Regions from separate parts of the Homo sapiens genome. Here region 2 is linked to region 1. A link is a loop called in an ENCODE intact Hi-C map of the cell type or tissue named here. Cell type or tissue: ovary. All regions are shown on one strand. Each heading gives the region's core, and the rest is flanking DNA. Links, peaks and the distances in the headings are about the cores only.

Region 1 (2,900 bases), core at 1-2,500:
GCTGGTCGCCTCCTACTACGAGGACTACGCAGCCGAGCTCGTCGTGGCCGTGCTGCGCGACATGCGCATGTTGGAGGAGGCCGCACGGCTGCAGCGGGCTGCGTGAGGGCCACTCTGAGCTGGTACGTGATCTCGGGACCCAACCCCGCTTCCTCGCCAAGGACCCACGCGTCAGGTCCCGCCCAGAGCCTTCCTGTTCCCCTCCTTCAGGGTCCCTCCTGGGGTCCTCCCTCAGACCTCCGGCCAGCCCCTCCCGGGGGCGAAGGGCTGGGCTGCCGCGAACCCTGGTGGGCTGCATCTCGCCCCACTGCCCCCTTCCAGGCTCCTGGGCTGCCTGGGCCCTGTTCCGTTTCATGGGTTCTGTGCTTTCTTCGCAGATAAAGACGGGCAAGGTTGGGCGAGGTTGGGTTTTTTTTGTTTGTTTGTTTTTTGTTTTTTTTTTAGCGGCAGCAAGATTTATTGCAAAGAGCAAAAGAACAAAGCTTCCACAGCATGGAAGGGGATCCGAGCGGGTTGCCCTGAGGTTGGGGTCTTAAGCACAGGTGTGCTGGGATGGGAGGGGTCCCGGGAGGAGGCTCCTGCCCTGAGCTAGGAGACCACCAGCTAGGACTGGGCTGAACTGGGCCAGGCAGGACTGAGAGGCTGGGTCCCTGGGAAGTCTGGGGGCCTCGAATACCAACGAAAGGACGGTGGTCTACCCCTTCTAGGAGGCGGGTCAAGGCAAAAGGAGTAATGCAACGCCTGTGAAGCCAGCCCCACGCGCGCACCAGTCGCGTAAGACAACAGCAGTGTCTCCACCTCGGGGACCAAGGACGCCTCCGTGCCTCCAGACCCCGCCTCCTCCAGCCCCTGCACCTGTCATTTATTCTTCCACTGCCCAATAAATATTCATGGCAGACTTTACTGGGGCTGCGCGCACACGTGCCCGCCGGTAGCTATACGTGTGTGCTTTTGCCACACGGATGACACGCACCAGCCAGTGTGCGTTCGTCTCTATTTGCCTCTGTCTGGGTGTCTCTGCTGGGTACTTCGGGACGCGCACAACTGCGTGTGGGCTCCCAAGGCTTTCGGGACTTCCAGCTCCACCCAGAAAAACATCCTGGACGGGGCTCTCGGTGCCACCCTGGGCCCGCACACATAAGTGCAGATCCCGGCTGCCTAGCCCTTACAGTCTCCCTTCTGGTGAGGCCCCGCCTGGGGACCGTCAGGCCAGCCCAAGTTCCGCAGCTTCAGGGGTGCGTGGGCCTCCGCTGAGCACAAGGGGACAACCCTGCCCCGGCCGCCTGGCTCGGTCCCGAACGCCGCGCCTCCAGTCCAAAGTGGGCCAGCGCCGAGCAGGGAGCCAGCCCGAACGGCCCACCGGGTGCAGGAATGCGAGCGTGGGCCGCAGGGGCTGGTCAGTCCCTGCTCCGCCTGGCTCCGCCCGGCCCATCAGACCCGCCCTGGGGCTCCGCCCGCCCATCTCCAGTTTCCTCTAGGGACTAAGGCCGGGAAACCTACGTTTGCTCAGCGCCCTTATCGCCAGGCTCCATCCCTGCGCGGCTTTCCTCTGCCAGCCCCGCCTTAAGCTCCTCAGACCCTCTTTCCTGGCTGCTTCGCCCCGCCCCCGCCCCCCGCAACTCCAGGAGCTCGTGAGCCTCTCTAGAGACTCAGAATCCAAATCACTGCAGCGACCTCCCCATCGGCCCCGTGCCACCGAACAGCCCCTCCGACCACGATGCGCGCGGATCCCGCACCTTGAGGCGTGCGTGGGCCTCGGCGGCAGGCAGGAGGCGATGACCGCGGTGCGAGCCGAGTGAGGCGCACACTCCGCACACCAGCGCGCGGTCCTGCTCGCAGTAGATGCTCAGCGGGTCCAGGTGCTCCTCGCAGTGGCCCTGCGGCACCTGGGCCAGCCCCTCCACCAGGCGCGCCAGCTGCAGGTTGGTGCTGAGTGCCTGCGGCCGCGTGGGGGCCTGGCAGCAGGGGCAGAGAACGGTGCCATCCGCCGCCGGCTCCCCGGCCACGCGGCCTAGGCAGGCGCGGCAGAAACTGTGGCCGCACTCGGCTGTCACGGGCGCGTCGAACAGCTGCAGGCACAGCGGGCAGGACAGCTCCTGGTGCAGGAGGCCGGGCGCAGCCGACATGGCGGGCCTGGGTGGAGGAGGAGTAGGTTAGGGGGACCCCGCGGCGCCGCGCTCCCGGCCCAGCCCTGGCCCAGCCCTAGCCCAGGCCGGGCCCGCCGCCCCGCAGGGAGAAGCCCCAGCCTGTAAAGACCTCACATCCTACACTGGATGGGACTCTGACGGCCAAGGGGAAAGAGGAACTCGGTCTCAGGCCCAAAAGCAGCCTCCACTGCAATTCTCAGCTCCAACCCCAAAAATATGCCCTATCAGTCAACCCCAGTTCCTGAACACAAGCCCAGATTCTAGCCCACTGTCCTTGCCCTCGCCTTAGCCCCAGGCCTCAGCCTCTGACCTTAGTCCCGGACCCAAATTCTCCAGAGCCCCCACTCCGAGACTCCCCTCCCTCACTTTACCAAGATACCCAGACCTCCCCTCCCCCTCTCTCCAGCCCACGGGACTCACAGGTCTGGTTGGAGATCTTAGGCTGAAAGAGTCTCGAAGGAGGACCGGTCAGGGTTGAGCTTAGCTGGACTGGGGTCAGGGCTGGGTCCAAGGATCTGAGACAAGCAGCAGGCTCCAAGCAAGGACAGGGACTCACAGGGGCAGCTGGCAGTGGACACCACGCGTGATGGGCACACAGTGCTCAGCGGAAGACCCTCCCAGACTGAGCCATGGCCCCAGGACTATATTTAGCTGCCCTGCCCAATCCCTCCCATCACTTCCGGAAACCGTTCTAAAAGTGAGGGCTGAGTAGTCCCTGGGCACACATCACATGACAGGGCCACCTGTCTTGGC
Region 2 (2,900 bases), core at 184-2,683, 480 kb before region 1:
ACTATGTCTTCTGATCTGTCCACAGCCTTGACCTCCAAAGTTTAGATGTGGATGGAGTAGAATAAAGGCAAACTTCTTTTTTTTTTTGCAATTTGGCCTTGGCCCTAATGGTCAGGCTGCATCTGCTTGAAATCTACAATAAAGAGCAAATAGTTGATAACGTTGTGAATTGCAGAGGGGAAGCTGGCAGTTGAGAATCAGGAGAAGGAAGTGAAAATTTAGAATTTTACTGAAAGCCTTAGAAGAATTAGGTTGGGGGAACAGGGTGGTGGATTTGAGACCCTCCTTGCCATAGATTTGGAAAATGCAGGGAAAATCAGTCCCCCTGTGGGGTGTTAAAATAATTAAATGGGAGGCAATTTGACTGAAGTGGCTGTAGTGCCCTGGGTTTCTACCTAAGAAAACCAAAACGTAACTCATGCATTTCTTAGAAATAACTTAAAGGAAAAGAAAACACTCTTAACCAACCACAAACCACCAATTAACCTTTGATTACATAATCAGGGAATTTCCGCCTGGACAGTTCAAATAAGGGGACTACGTAATTGTAGCCAATCAATTACTGAATTGGCTTTGCTTCCTCATGCATCTTATTAAACCCTTTCCTTCAAGCCCCTCCGGTGGACCCCAAACCACAATCCATGGTTGTGGCTTCCTGATTCACGGGTCGTTATTTGCTCAGATAAAATCTTTAACGTTTTAACCAAACCTCAGTTTAATTTTTAACAAAAGAAAGAAAGGACTACGGACCCCACGGACCACAGCTCCTCCCACGCCCGAACCCCGAGCCGGGGTTCTCCCCTACGGCCCCTCCCGTCATCACCGCACAACGCGGGGAGACACGGGGCTGCGGGCGCGAAACTGCCCAGAGAGGGCTCAAGGCAGGACCAAGGTCGTCGCGCAGGGACGGGACGAGGCGCCCGGGGTCCCAGCTGCCGGCCGAGCCGCACCGTGTGACCGAGGAGACTCCGGGCCCCGACCCCGGAGCCGCCAGGGGCAGGCCCGGTTCCCAGCCGACCCCTGCCGCGTCTCGGGAAGCTCAGCCCCGCAGACTCACCATCTCGCGGCTTCAGGAGCGTCCCGGTATCCTCTCTAGGGACCGTCCAGTACCTGCAGGTCACAGGGCAAAGGAGGCTGCGGAATGAAGGAGAAAGAGCAGGGTACACAGATCAAGCAGGGAAGCGCACCTGGGAGAGGAAAAGGCCAGCCCAGAACACAGGAAGTGCGCCCCCTTTTTCGGCTGCGCGCCTGATTGGACAGGCTCGACAACGGCGCCGCTGAATGGATAGGGCTCCAGGTCCCGCCCCCTTACCCCCGAGTGACAGGAGATGCGATCACAGGTGTGGCTGAATGAGGCCTGAATGAATGATTGTCTGCAGCCCTTTTCAGGCAGGGCTGACTCCCTGTGCTGGGACCTGGGGCTGCTCCGGACATTGGTATTTAACTTTGCTCATAAGATTATATCAATTTATGAGTAATATAGGTAATATGTAAAATTGAAAATTATATAATAACGATTCTTTTAAAATTTCAGATTTCATAACCTTCATGGCCTCTGGTCCCTTGTGGAGGCAGCATGAGATTTGAAAATGGAGGGAGTCCTCTAAGTCAGAAATGTCCAATAGGAATAAAATTGAGCCGCATGTGTCATTTACAGTAGCCTAGTGGCATCATGAAAGGAAAACAGGTAAAATTGATGGTAATACCTTAACCCGATATATCCAAAATATTATCACTCAAATATGTGAGCAATATGAAATTATTAATGAAGACCACCAGAGAATGCTTCTTAAGTTTGGGGTACTAAATCTTGTAAAGTCACTCTGTATTTAAACTTCTAGCACATCTCAGTTCCAACCAGCTCTATCCAAAGAGCTCAGCAGCCCCACGTGGGCAGTGGCTTCCGCATTGAAGAGCAGATCTGAGGGCACTTGCGCGTCTAACCTCAGGGAAATCGAGGGCCTGGACCCCCTTTCCTGCCAGACGAGAGCGAACACCCTCATCCTGCCCATCTCTTTCCTCATGCCCAAGGGTGGGAGAGGCAGTGCCCAGTGAGAGAGCCAGGGCTGCAGTCAGGAGGTGTCCACAGGTCGACCACTGCTGCCCACCTGCTTCTGGGCAGGGCTCCCTCAGCCTTCCAAAGGTCAGACAGTGAATGAAGAGTGTCAGGCTTCAGGAGGAAACCCCTGACTTCAGATCTGTCTACAGCCTTGACCTCCAAAGTTTGGATGTGGAGGGAATAAAAGCAAATTTTTTTTATTTTGCAATTTGCCCTTGGCCCTGATGGTTAGGCTATGGCGGGCTGTTTCCTCCTATGGTGTGGGGACTGTGTGAGTTTAAGCACCAAGCATGTCAACATGCATTTCTGTATAATTTATCCCTATCCAACAAGAGGCCCCACTTTAAATAAAGGGAAAAGCAAATCAATACCTTATACAGTGCCTTCTGTTTGCCAGGTAACAACAAGTAGTGACCAACCTGTCATTTGAATCCTGGCAACCTGACTGCAGGTGTATGTATCAGTTAGCTATTGCTGCATTAAAAACCACCCTAAACCTTATTAGCTCATGATTGGGATGGTCAGTCATTTAGGCTGGACTCAACTGGGCCATTCTTCTGGTCTCAGCTGGGCTCCTTCAGGCGTGTGTGGTCAGCTGCTGGTTGACTAAGTGGCTCTGCTTCTGGGTGTCAGCTGGGGCACCTTGGTTTTCCTCCCCAGTGGGATCTCATCCTCCAGCAGGCTAACATGTGCTTGTTCTCATGGAGATGGCAGGGTTCTAAAAGAAAAAGCAGAAGCATTCAAGGCCTTATGTCCCTAGACCCCAAACTGTCACATTGCCATATTGATAGCTTTCTATTGCCCAGAGCAAATAAGGCCAGCCCAGATCCAAGCGTCAGGA

Evidence for each region. Hi-C counts contacts between places; a loop is a spot of excess contacts. Peaks named below come from ENCODE experiments on the same cell type or tissue, not always from the same donor. Only the 100,000 strongest peaks of a DNase experiment are listed, where the experiment ranks them.
Region 2: a loop joins it to region 1, with 5 times the contacts of the local background. A loop is called at or near these places in 3 of 110 quality-filtered maps.

What each region holds. Positions count from the first base shown.
Region 1 is chr16:31,213,965-31,216,864 of GRCh38, reverse strand. It overlaps TRIM72 (tripartite motif containing 72), which reads right to left and starts at 2,746. Exons shown (of 7, transcript NM_001008274.4): 1 at 2,568-2,746; 2 at 1,737-2,133. The coding sequence starts at 2,126. PYDC1 (pyrin domain containing 1) reads left to right here. Exons shown (of 2, transcript NM_152901.4): 1 at 1-122; 2 at 708-903. The coding sequence ends at 106. RefSeq lists enhancers at 1-509, 1,425-2,339, 2,340-2,900. In ovary, for the core only: no CTCF peak of the experiment used is centred there; DNase peaks (open chromatin) are centred at 53, 684, 1,194 and 1,254; H3K4me3 peaks cover 762 bases.
Region 2 is chr16:31,698,896-31,701,795 of GRCh38, reverse strand. It overlaps the pseudogene CLUHP3. Among named protein-coding and RNA genes, the nearest start is that of KRABD5, 13 kb to the left of the region's middle. RefSeq lists silencers at 830-979, 1,240-1,379. In ovary, for the core only: no CTCF peak of the experiment used is centred there; a DNase peak (open chromatin) is centred at 1,265; H3K4me3 peaks cover 1,083 bases; H3K27ac peaks cover 630 bases.